Linked DNA regions of Homo sapiens: region 1 is linked to region 2. The links are chromatin contacts, found by Hi-C in ENCODE. All regions are on one chromosome and are shown on one strand. Each heading gives the region's core, a stretch centred on a gene start or an enhancer-like site at or near the end of the contact. The rest is flanking DNA. Distances are from core to core; before and after follow the strand shown. Region 1 has its middle 56 kb from the start of LINC02273. Region 2 has its middle 83 kb from the start of FBXW7-AS1.

Evidence for each region. Hi-C counts contacts between places; a loop is a spot of excess contacts on that map. Pooled maps may share reads with other maps.
Region 1: a loop to region 2 is called in a map with no recorded cell type, with 5 times the contacts of the local background. The contact joins two enhancer-like sites. A Hi-C loop is called at or near these places in 1 of 168 maps with a recorded cell type or tissue (IMR-90), 3 of 37 single-sample maps with no recorded cell type and 2 of 50 pooled maps.

The regions. Positions count from the first base shown.
Region 1 is chr4:152,042,319-152,047,958 of GRCh38, forward strand. No RefSeq gene overlaps it. Among named protein-coding and RNA genes, the nearest start is that of LINC02273, 56 kb to the right of the region's middle. RefSeq lists enhancers at 3,313-3,362, 3,483-3,562. Within about 2 kb of position 3,598, at least 3 of the 41 ENCODE cell types and tissues checked have a DNase peak (open chromatin) inside an H3K27ac peak, as active enhancers do.
Region 2 is chr4:152,251,391-152,257,125 of GRCh38, forward strand. No RefSeq gene overlaps it. Among named protein-coding and RNA genes, the nearest start is that of FBXW7-AS1, 83 kb to the right of the region's middle. Within about 2 kb of position 4,206, at least 4 of the 41 ENCODE cell types and tissues checked have a DNase peak (open chromatin) inside an H3K27ac peak, as active enhancers do.

The sequences.
Region 1 (5,640 bases), core at 2,348-4,847, 210 kb before region 2:
ACAGCTAGAAAGAAAGAGGGCCCAGGATCATAATTTTAGCATGCTTCCAAGCCCTATGCACTAAATAAGTAGCCTCTAAACTTTCTGTATCGGGCATCCCTTTCAGAAAATATATGTCTTTGTTTGCCATTTCTAACTTATATGTATTTACCATATTATTAATATATTAAGTGCATTATAAAACATAAACTACAAAAAATAGAAATTAAAGGATAATACCCTAAATATAGATTGTGGTCTCTCACTAAAAGAAACTAGGTCTTGGGAGAAGTGTCTAATTTTTAGTCTGGGAAGTGCACCTGGAACATTTTGTCATACAGAAAGCCAGGAATCTATCAATTATTATTGGGTCCTGTCAAAAGGATGTGGGAACCAACCTGAAGAGGTTTCCATTGGCTAAACATGGGACATTTTGAGCAAACTGCGATTGATTAAACCACATTTTAGGGGTGTGTGTGTGTGTGTGTGTGTATTTTTTTCAAATTTATATGCTTATTATGATACTAAAAAGATACCTTGGTGATCACTTTTAGAGAATACTAGATGACCAACTAATTACTTTGAAAACTGGTAAAGAAAAAGAAGCATTTGTTCTGCCCTTCCTGTAAGAATTGTGTCCCTGGATTAGCAAATAGACGATGAGAAGATTCTCTTAAAGAAGTATTCCAACTAATAAGTGAAGACACATAGATAGAATGAGGATACCATAGGACACCACACTTTGTAAGTGGTAGTGAACAAGGTATTTGATAATGATTGCTATCACAAAAAAAGAGACAAGCAGACATTACGTTCCCCCAACAGATGTCCATAACACCAATTGCAAAATGTTCTTGTCAGAAAGATTTAATATGAACCTGATGGAGCCTCTTGATTTCCCATTTACAGAAAGTACAGGGGATGGAGGCACATGATAAATGATACCATGGGAACATAATCAGCAGAATCTAGCCTGTAGATTAACCAAGAAAAGCAACCCAAGTTTTTCAACCAAAAAAAAAAAATTTGCAAAAATAGAGAATGAGAGATTGAGAGAGGGAGCAATAGATTAAAAGAGACCTGAGGGACATATTTATGTATCACAATGTGTGGACTTTGTTTGGATCCCAACTCAAACTGTAAAAAAAATTTTTAGGAAAATCAAGGAAATATGAGCACTGATTGGATATTCAGTTATATTGTGGGCTAATTATTGATGTTTTTGGACTATAATGATGTTGTGGTTCAAGTTTTAGAAAGAGAGGGCATGTTTTTTAGGCCCATATATTGAAATATTTACAGATGTAATGAGTTAGTGTTTGCTGTCTTAGATAACAAAATAAAGGAGCAGGGGGGACAAGTAGGTGGGTAAATAGGGGAAATAAGACTGGCCTTGGAGTTGGTAATTTTTGAAGTTGAATGGTGGGAACATGGGTATATGGGAGGTTCATTATATGGTTCTACTTTTATATACATTTAAACTTTTAACAAAAAAATGGTTTTGTAATGATGATATTACAGTAAATATAAAGAGTTTTAATCTTTCGTTTCTTCCTCCTTCCCTTCCTCCTTCTTCCTTTCCTTTCTTCCTCACCCTTTCCTTCCCCTCCCCTCCCCTTCCAATTCCTTCTTTCCTCTTCTTTCTTCCCGTGGGTTGTTCGGAGGTGGTGCCCTTGAGGATGCCCCACTTTGGGGACCTTTGCTCTCGTCCCCTATGCAGCATCACCTCTCAACCTGGGGCCCGGGGAGGCTTGACCATGAGAAGTGTCTCTTCCATCCAGGAACCAAGGTCTGCACTGCATCTCCAAGCCTGCAGAGAAATGATGTGTGACAGCCCGCCTTGACAAATCAGCACTGCTTACAGCCCTGCCACCAGAATGCCTTCACTCTGTCCAACTTGAATTCCCTTTAAAGCAATGGAAGGAATCTGCTTTCCAAGATCCCTTCAGAAGGAAAGATTTGCATTGTTTAAAGGAGAATAAAAATCAGATGTCTAAGAAAAAGGAAAAAGACAAAGTCTCCTTTCAAGAAGTAACAACTCTGCCAGCTTACTCAGGTCATGAAATAATGCTGTTGGCAATGACTTTGGGGTGTTCTGTCACAGTCTCAGTACACTTTCTCCCCCCTGGGCAGTATTTTATAGTTACTGCTTCTACGCCCCATTGGCTCAGACATAATTTATTATTTGTTTACATGTTTCACTTACTCTGCTAAGGTGGAAGTCCGGTGATGCATTATTACTGACAGCATCAGTGTGTGTGTGTGTGTGTCTGTGTGTGTCTATTTGTGTGTCATTGAAAGACTCAAGGAGATCTGACGGGTTCTGAACCTGCAAGTTTTCAGAGCACAAGTGGCCCCCCCAGGTCTACAAGAGCCTCCCTGGGCTCTTGGCTCAGATCAAATGTGTCCTATGTCCCTGTAGTTAGTTCCTTCTACTTCTCTGAGGACCAAGACAATTCCAGGAAGACACAGGCTCCCCGGGACTGTGACTTTCTATTCTCTCCTTTGACTTGTCTTCCTGTGTAGTGATCAAAGTCCTCCCATTTCTGGGGGGAACGTCACAGTTTACACAGCACTTTCTTCACGACAATAGCATGAAGAAAATAATACCTGCCCTTTATCTCCACATGAGACACAGACAGGTCAAGGACGTGTGCAAGTTCAAAGAGCAAGAGTGGAATCCAGCCCGAACCAGCACCCCATGATGGAAGGGGAATGACCGTGGCTGGCCCAGTCACTTACAGCTCTTTGACCAGGGGCAGCTCACGAAAAGCTCAGGTTCTTCACCTGCTAAAAGATGGCAGTGATAGTGCTTACTGCACAGGGCTGTTTTAGAAATAAAATAGATTTCTAAAAGTGCTCAGCAAAATGACTAGCATGTAATAAACGTGCAATAAATGCTACCAACATTAATGGTCTTTTCAAAGCATTGTGTTTACAAAAGCTTTAGGGCTTATAATAAGAACGGTAGTAGGTGACTCTTTTGTAATATAATAATAATAATGATAATAATAAAATAATAGGTGGCTTACAGGCACCATTTGAATTCCCCTATGTGCATTAACCCTTTCATGTGTCATTAAGTCCTTTATGCATTTTTGTCACAACAAACCTATGTGGTAGGTAGCATTAGTACTCCTATATTAGGGATGAAGGACACAGAGGGTAGTTAGGTTTAAGTAACCTGGCCTTTTACAAAGAATTAGCCCGCATCTGAAGTGTTTCTCTGCTCTTTACTGTCCTCATTCAGGGAGCATGGGACCGTGACCCCCCCATGCATCAGCACCTGCTGAGAACTCAACAACCTCCGTAGCTTCCGCTCCCTGGCTTCCCCCTCTAGCAGTAAAGTTCATGATTTTATGTATCAGGTGCTCTTAGGGAGAGGAAACCACGGCCCAGAGGGATTAGCGACTTGCCCAAATCCACGTGGGGAGCTGGATTTAGAGCCGGCCTGAGGATCAAGTCTGTGTTCTCACTCTCCCTTCCGTGTCCCCGGGATGCTGTAAGAATGCACAGGGCCTTGGGACCTCGGTCCTCCCTGCTGCCTGCAGCCCCAGGGCTTTAGCAGGCTTGGACTCCCGCGCGGAGCCGCTGCAGCCGTCGGGGCCAGAGGGACAGGAACGTTCAATAGGGGGCGCCTGAGAGCCCAGGTGGGCGCTGAGCTCCTGGCTTCCCTCCCTCCGGGCCCAGCCGACAGGGAGGGGTTAGGAATTTAATCCTCCGCATTCCAGCCAGGGTTCCTGTGACATAATGAGGCCCAAGGAGGGATCTCGAGTGACTTGTCAGCAGAACCCCCAAAGGGATTTTCTATAGATAGCCAGGGCGTGTCTCGGGCTCGGTTCTCTGCGGCAGGAAAGTTCTTTAATGCCTGGGCTGGGCAACGCCGTGCGCAGCAGGTGGGTCGGGTGAGGCCCGCCAGGCGCTGGGCCCAGAGGACTCCGCGACGCTAGGAAATGTGTGGCAGCCGGGGAGGGGACGCAAGGAGCCCGGGCCAGGAGAGGGAATTCCAACTATGGCGTTTTGGAGAAAACTATTTAGTTATTTGCCCTCGCTGACCCCACCCCACGTTGGGACTGCGGCTGCAAGGAGAGGTCCCAAATACTGAGCCTGACACAGCCTTTGATGCTGGCTCTGGAAAGATTCTGTGGCATGAACCTGGCTCTCTTTGGAGAGACAGACGTGTTTGGAATGTTGGTGTCTGGAGTGCTGTGATTGGAGGCTTGAGGTTTCAGAGTTCCTTAATTTGCATGGCCATGCACCAAGGTTATTATTTTCCACAACAGAGGATTGAAATTTGAAACTCTGTTTACCTTCCAGATTCCAAACAAGCAACATTCCTATCAATAATGTCACGTAAATAACGGCATGATAGCCGAGAATCCTGTCATTAGTAATGTATATATATATATATATATATTTTTCATTCTGTTTGCTGGTGGAAAGGGATTCTCAGAAGCTATGCATATATTTTACATAAAATAATAGCTAAGCCGCCAAGGGCTTTAACGATATAATTTCATCATGGGATTCTGGGCTCTTTGGTTTATGCTGCCATCAGAACCCCAAGACAGAATTAATTCATGTAACTGGGACAAGCCCAAATGCTGTTTTCCCGTTCCCCTTATAAGTGAACTCAACTATTTTAATTGGCCAAACATTTGGTGGGTAGGGTATAGGGTGGAGAAAAGCCTGTCTACTATATTTATTAGCGTCTGAATAAATTCATTAGAGGCAGCATATTGTTGTTGTTAAAAACATGAAGTTTGCTTCAAATAGCCTGGGTCTGAATCCTCACTTGGTCTTAAAGCTATGAAAACTTGGGCAAGTTATTATCCTGGAGCCTCCATTTCCTCATCTGTAAAATGTGGCTGCTGATCCCTAGCTCTCAGCATGGTTGAGCCATGATTAAATGGCTCATGATTGAATGCCACTGGAACTGATGGAATGTATGAGTTTAATACCCGTCAAGGGTCCTTCGCACAGTACCTGGAGCCTACAATAACTGTCAATAGATGGCTGCTTTATGATTAGCTCAATGGCAAAAGTAAAACATCCTTGAAACTGTTCCCTGACACCATGAAGGCCCAAGAATCTTAGCCACTTCCCTCCAGAAGCTCCTCTTTTTAGCTCCTAAATTCCCCAGATGCTCCACATTTGTAAATTGTATTATTCCCATCCAGAGAGCAGGGTGGCAGCCCCCACCCTGTCTGGAATCTCAGAAACACCTCTGAGATTCTGACCTACTGCAGCTGCCTGTTACAAATAATTCGGGAAACATGCAACAGAACATATTGCAGCTCCACAGAAAGGTCTGAAGAGTGGACCTTGTGTGTCTGTCACGGATCTGCTTTCTCCTGCAGAAGAACCAAGGCAGGGCTCTGCCTGGAAGAGCACCCCCTGGGCTCCTCAGTGAGAAGCTCATGTGCCCCCCAACATCTGTTACAGTGCTACCTTGTCATGGTGGATAGGAGGGCTTCTCTCTAGATGTACACACAATTCTTGCCTGTGAGTAGACCTTAGCTTTGTAATACTGGATAAGATTATGGCTTCAAGTCTTGCCTCCACTCTGTACTAGCTGTGTGACCTTGGGTGAGGAACTTTAGCATTTTTGAAACTGTTTATTCTTAAATCTGCAAGACGAAAAGAATGGTAAGTCTCTCA
Region 2 (5,735 bases), core at 2,956-5,455:
TATTTTGGCTATATTGCATTAAATACATTTAAATTAAATCAAAATTAATTTTAACTGCTTTTACTTTTTTAGATTATTTTTAGAGCAGTTTTCAGTTCCCAGCAAAACTAGGAGGGAGGTATAGAGATTCCCATATGCCCACTGCCCTACACGTGCATAGGCTCCTACATTAACAAAGTCCCCCATCATGATGTATATTTGATACAATTAATGAACTTACATTCCCACAGCATAATCACCCAGGGTCTGTATTTTACCTAGGGTTCACTCTTGTGAAACTTGTTCATGAGTTTGGACAAACTAATAATGTCATTCATCCACCATTATCATTCAGAGTAATTTCCTCACCCTAAAAATCCTCTGTGCTCTGCTTATCCATCCCTCTCCCTCTCTCAACCCCTGGCTACCACTGATCTTTTTACTGTCTTCACAGTTTTTTGCCTTTTTCAGAATACCATATAGTTGGACTCATTCAGTATGTTGACTTTTCAGATTGACTTCTTTCACCGAGTAATATGCATCATCTAAGGTTCCTCCATGCCTTTTGATGGCTTGATAACTTCTTTTTTGTTTTAGAGACGGGGTCTTGCTCTGTCACCCAGCCTGGAGTGCAATGGCATGATCACAGCTCACTGCATCCTCAGACTCCTGGGCTCCAGCGATCCACCTGCCTCAGCCTCCCAAGTAACTAGGATTACAGGTGCAAACCACCATGCTGGCTCCTTGATAACTCGTTTCTTATTAGTGCTGAATAATGTTCCATTTATGGATGTACTACAGTTTATTTATCCATTCCCTATCAAAGCATATCTTGGTTCCTTCCATGTTTGGGCAATAAATAAAGCTGCTACAAACATCTGTGTGCAGGTTTTTGTGTGAACATAAGTATTCAACTTTTTTAGGTAATCCCAAGGAACATGATTGCTGAATGGTATTATGAGAGCATGTTTAGTTTTATAAGAAACTGCCAAACTATCTTCCAAAGAGGCTGTACCATTTTGCATTCCCATCAGCAAGGAATGAGAGTTCCTGTTGCTCCATATTCTCACGGACCTTTGGTGTTGTCAGTGTTCTGGATTTTGGCCATTCTAATAGGTGTGTAGTGCTACCTCACTGTTGCTTTAATTTGCAATTCCCTGACGACACATGGTGTGGATCATCTTTTTATAAGCTTATTTGCCATCTGTATATCTTCTTTGGTGAGGTGTCTGTTAAAGTCTTTAGTCAATGGTTTAACAGCATTGTTTGTTTTCTTGTTGTTAAGTTTTAATATACTTTGTATATTTTGGGCAACAGTCCTTTATCAGATAATATTTTTTGCAAATGTTTTCCCCCAGTATGTAGCTTGTCTTCTCATTCTCTTGGTATTGTGTTTCACAATGAAGTTTTTCACAGAGGTTTTTCATTTTAATACAGTCCAGCTTATGAATTATTTATTTCATGCATCTTACTTTTAGTGTTATATTGTATCAAAAAGTAATTGCCATGCACAAGGTCATCTAGGTTTTCTCCTATTTTATCTTCTTCTAGGAGTTTTATAATTTTGTACTTTACATTTAGACCTATGATCCATTTTGTATTAATTTTTGTGAAGGGTTTTAGGTGTGTGCTTGGATTCAGTTTTTTAAATGTGAATGTCCTGTTGTTCCAACATCATTTGTGAAAAAGACTATCTTTTAAATCTACTATTTATCAAGTAGAGGAAGTCACTCTCTATTCCCCGTTTACTGAGAATTTTCATCATGAATCGGTGTTGGATTTTGTCATATGCTTTTTCTGCTGCTAAGATGATTATGTGCTTTCTATTTTTCAACCTGTTGATGTGATGGATTATAGTGATTGATTTTCCAGTGTTGGGCCAGCCTTGCATTCCTGGGACGAATCCCACTTGGTTGTGATGTATAGTTCTTTTTATACATTATTGGATTTGATATGCTAATATTTTGTGGGGATTTTTGCATCTATGTTCGTGAGAGATATTGATCTGTAATTTTCTTTCTGTGTCATGTCTTTCTCAGTGTTAGGGTGATTCTGGCCTCATAGAATCAATTAGAAAGTATTCCCTCTACTTCTATTTTCTGAAAGATATTGTGAAGAATTGGTATAATGTCTTTCTTTTTTTTTTTCTTTTTTTCTTTCTTTTTTAATTTTATTATTATTATACTTTAAGTTTTAGGGTACATGTGCACAACGTGCAGGTTTGTTACATATGTATACATGTGCCATGTTGGTGTGCTGCACCCATTAACTCGTCGTTTAGCATTAAGTTCTTAAATGTTTGGTAGAATTCACCAGTTAACCCATCTGGGCCTGGTGCTTTCTATTCTATTATTAATTATTAATTCAATCTTTTTAATAGATATAGGCCTATTCAGATTGGCAATTTCTTCTTATGTGAGTTTTGGCAGTTTGTTCCTTTCAAGGAATTGGTACATTTCATCTAGATTATCAAATCATGTGCATAGAGTTGTTCATATATTTCTTTATTATCCTTTAAGTGTCCCCTCTTTCATTTCTGATACTAGCAATTTGTGTCCTTTCTCTTTTTTTCTCAGTTAGCCTGGCTAGAGGTTTACTGATTTTATTCATCTTTTCAAAAATCAGCAACTGGTTTTGTTGATTTTTCTCTGTTGATTTAAATTTCATTGATTTCTGGTCTAATTCTTGTTTGTTTGTTTTTTTTTCTGCTTACTTCAAGTTTAATTTTCTCTCCTTTTTCTGGTTTCTGAAAGTGGAAACGTAGATGATTGATTTTAGATCTTTCTTATTTTCTAATATATGCATTCAATGTTACACATTTCCCTCTAAGCATTGCTTTTGCTGTATCCCACAAATTTTGATAAGTTGTGTTTTTATTTTCATTTAGTTCAAAATATTTTACAATTTCTCTTGAGATTTAACTCATATTCTTTAGAAGTGTGTTGATTAATCTTCATATATTTTGGGATTTTTCAGCTATCTTTCTAATTTCTAGTTTAATTTCATTGTGGTCTGTGAGCAGATATTACGTGATTTCTATTCTCTATTGATTTGTTAAGGTGTGTTTTACAGCCCAGAATGTGGTTTATCGTGGTGAATGTTCCATGTGAACTTGAGAAGAATGTGCATTCTGCTACTGTTTGATGAGATAGATACATGCCAATTATATTCAATTGATTGATGGTGTTGCTGAGTTAAACTATATCGATCTGTCCATTTCCGATAGAGGGATATTGAAGTCTCCAATTATGGTAGTGGAGTCAGCAATACCTCCTTGTCACTCTCTGTTTTTGCTTCAGGTAGCTTGACACTCTGTTACATATACATTAAAGATTATTGTATCTTCCTGGAGAATTGGCCTCTTTATCATTGCCCTTCTTTATCCCTGATAACTTTTCTTACTTTGAAGTGTGCTCTGTCTGAAATGAGCATAGCTATTTATGCTCTTTTGATTAGTGGTAACATGATATATTTTTCTCCATCCATTTATTTTTAACTGATTTGTCTTTATATTTAAAGTGGGTTTTTTGTAGACAATATATTGTTGGGTCTTGTTTTTTGATTGACTCTGACCATCTCTGTCCTTTAATTGGTTTATTTAGATGGTTGACATTCAAAGTGATTATTGATATAGTTGGGTTAATATGTTCCATATTTGTTACTGTTTTCTATTTGTTGCCCTTAGTTTTTTTTTTCCTATTTTTGCCTTCCAATCTTTTCTGCCTTTTTTTCATTTAAGTTGAACATTTTATATGATTCCATTTTCTCTCCTTTTTTAGTGGTTCTTTTTACTTTTTCCTTTTTACCTTTTTATTTTTTACTTTTTTTAATGGTTGCCTAGAATTTGCAATATACATTTACAACTAATCCAAATCCATTTTCAAATAGCACTATATCACTTCACAGGTGGTGTGAGTACCTTCTAATAAAAATAATTCTACAATTGATCTTAGCCAAAAGGCCGAGAAGCAATAATAATAAAAATAATTCTAATTTCTCCCTCCTGTACCCTGTATCATCTTTTACTTTTTAAAATGTGGCTACTGGAAATTTTAAATTACATATGTGGCTTGCATTTGCCACTAGCTGTATATTTGGACAGGATACACAACATGATATGTATTGGACAGTGTTGGTCTAGATGAGCTCGAATTGAGCGTTGACATTCCGTGCAGCTTGCAGACAGATTGAGTATTGACAGGAAGTGCCACTTGACTCAGTCTTAGAGAAAGGCTTTGGTCTGTGGCCAGAACCCAGGCAACTCCCAGCAGGAAGTCTCACCCACCCAGAGCAGGGGGAAGCTTCAGAGAGAAGAGGTGAACTCTGGAGAGCTAGGCCCTAGCACAACCTCAAACACTTTCTATAACAAATCTGGACAGTGTTTAGTCATTTAAAAAATCTTGAAGGTAGTTGTTTACCATCCCTGGAGCTTCTGTTAGATCGTCTTTGATCTCCTCTGGCCAGCATACACAAACTGATGGTTTTCTGGGCAATTTGACATTCCTGGAATGATACTTTTGAAGTGAGTTTTCTTTTTGCTGCAAAGACTTTATTTGGGGAACCATATTTGAGTGAGTGAAAATAGCAGTAAAAATGGTCAAATAGTAAAATAAATAGTAGTAAAAATAAATTTTATATTCCTCTCTTCCTCTTTTCCTCTATGAGTAAAAATAAATTTTTAAAAATCTCAGCTGTCTCTGCTAATTGTACTAAATAGGCCTAAAACAAATAGAAAAGCTTCCTAGAAAGTTGTCATAAACTTCAAGTCCCCGTGATTTTACCTTTTACTTTTGCTTTTTATTTATTGATACCTGTCAGGGCCCCTCCTACTTCATCCTGGCATTTCTCTTCTTTCCAGTCCCTGCTTATGACCTCTCTTCTTCTGCGACATCACTGGCTGCTGCTTCTCAGTCTTCTTTGCTGGTTCCTCCTTACTTCCCCATCATCCTGCCATTGGAGTGCCATAAGGCTCAGGACGTGGCTTCTCTTCTGTGTCACCACTCCCTAGGTGGCTTCCAGCAGTCTCAAGGCCTTCTCACACACCAGCATGTAAGTGACACCAGACTCTCATCCCCAGCTTGGACCTCTTCCACTAACCTCCATACTTATATCTCCAACTGCCTATTCCATACTATCACGTACATGGCTAATGAGCACCTCAAACTGAATAGTCCAAGCTCAACTCCTGGTCTTCCCCACTGATCTGCCCCTCCCAGAGTCCTGCCCCTGTCAGTGAATGGACACTGCATCCTCCCTGTTATCCAGGACAAAATCCTTGGAGTCGTCTTTGTCTTTTTTTCTCTCATATACCCTATATCCTCTCCATTAGCAAAGACTGTTGGCTGTTCCTCCAAATATATTGAGAATCTTACCACTTTCCACTGGCTTCACTGCCAGCACCCCGATGTGAGATGCCATCCCCTGTCCTCCGGAGGAAGCCGCCTCCCTGCGGGTCTCCTGCTTCCACCGCTTCCCGCTCAGAAGCTGCGCTCAACACAGCAGACACAGTGAGCCTTTTAAACTATAAATGAGATCAAGTCAGTCACCCCTCTGCTCATGCAGAGTAACACATTACAATGACCTAAAATGCCCTACACGATCTGACCACTGGCCTTGCTCTTTCTTCCTTCACAAAACATAGATCAAAATTTGACGCAGTAAATATTTCCTTTATTGTCTGTTTCTTCCCACTAGAATATAAGGTTCTTAAAGACAGGGGCTTTGCCTGTTTTTCTCAGGCTGAATTCTCAGCAGCT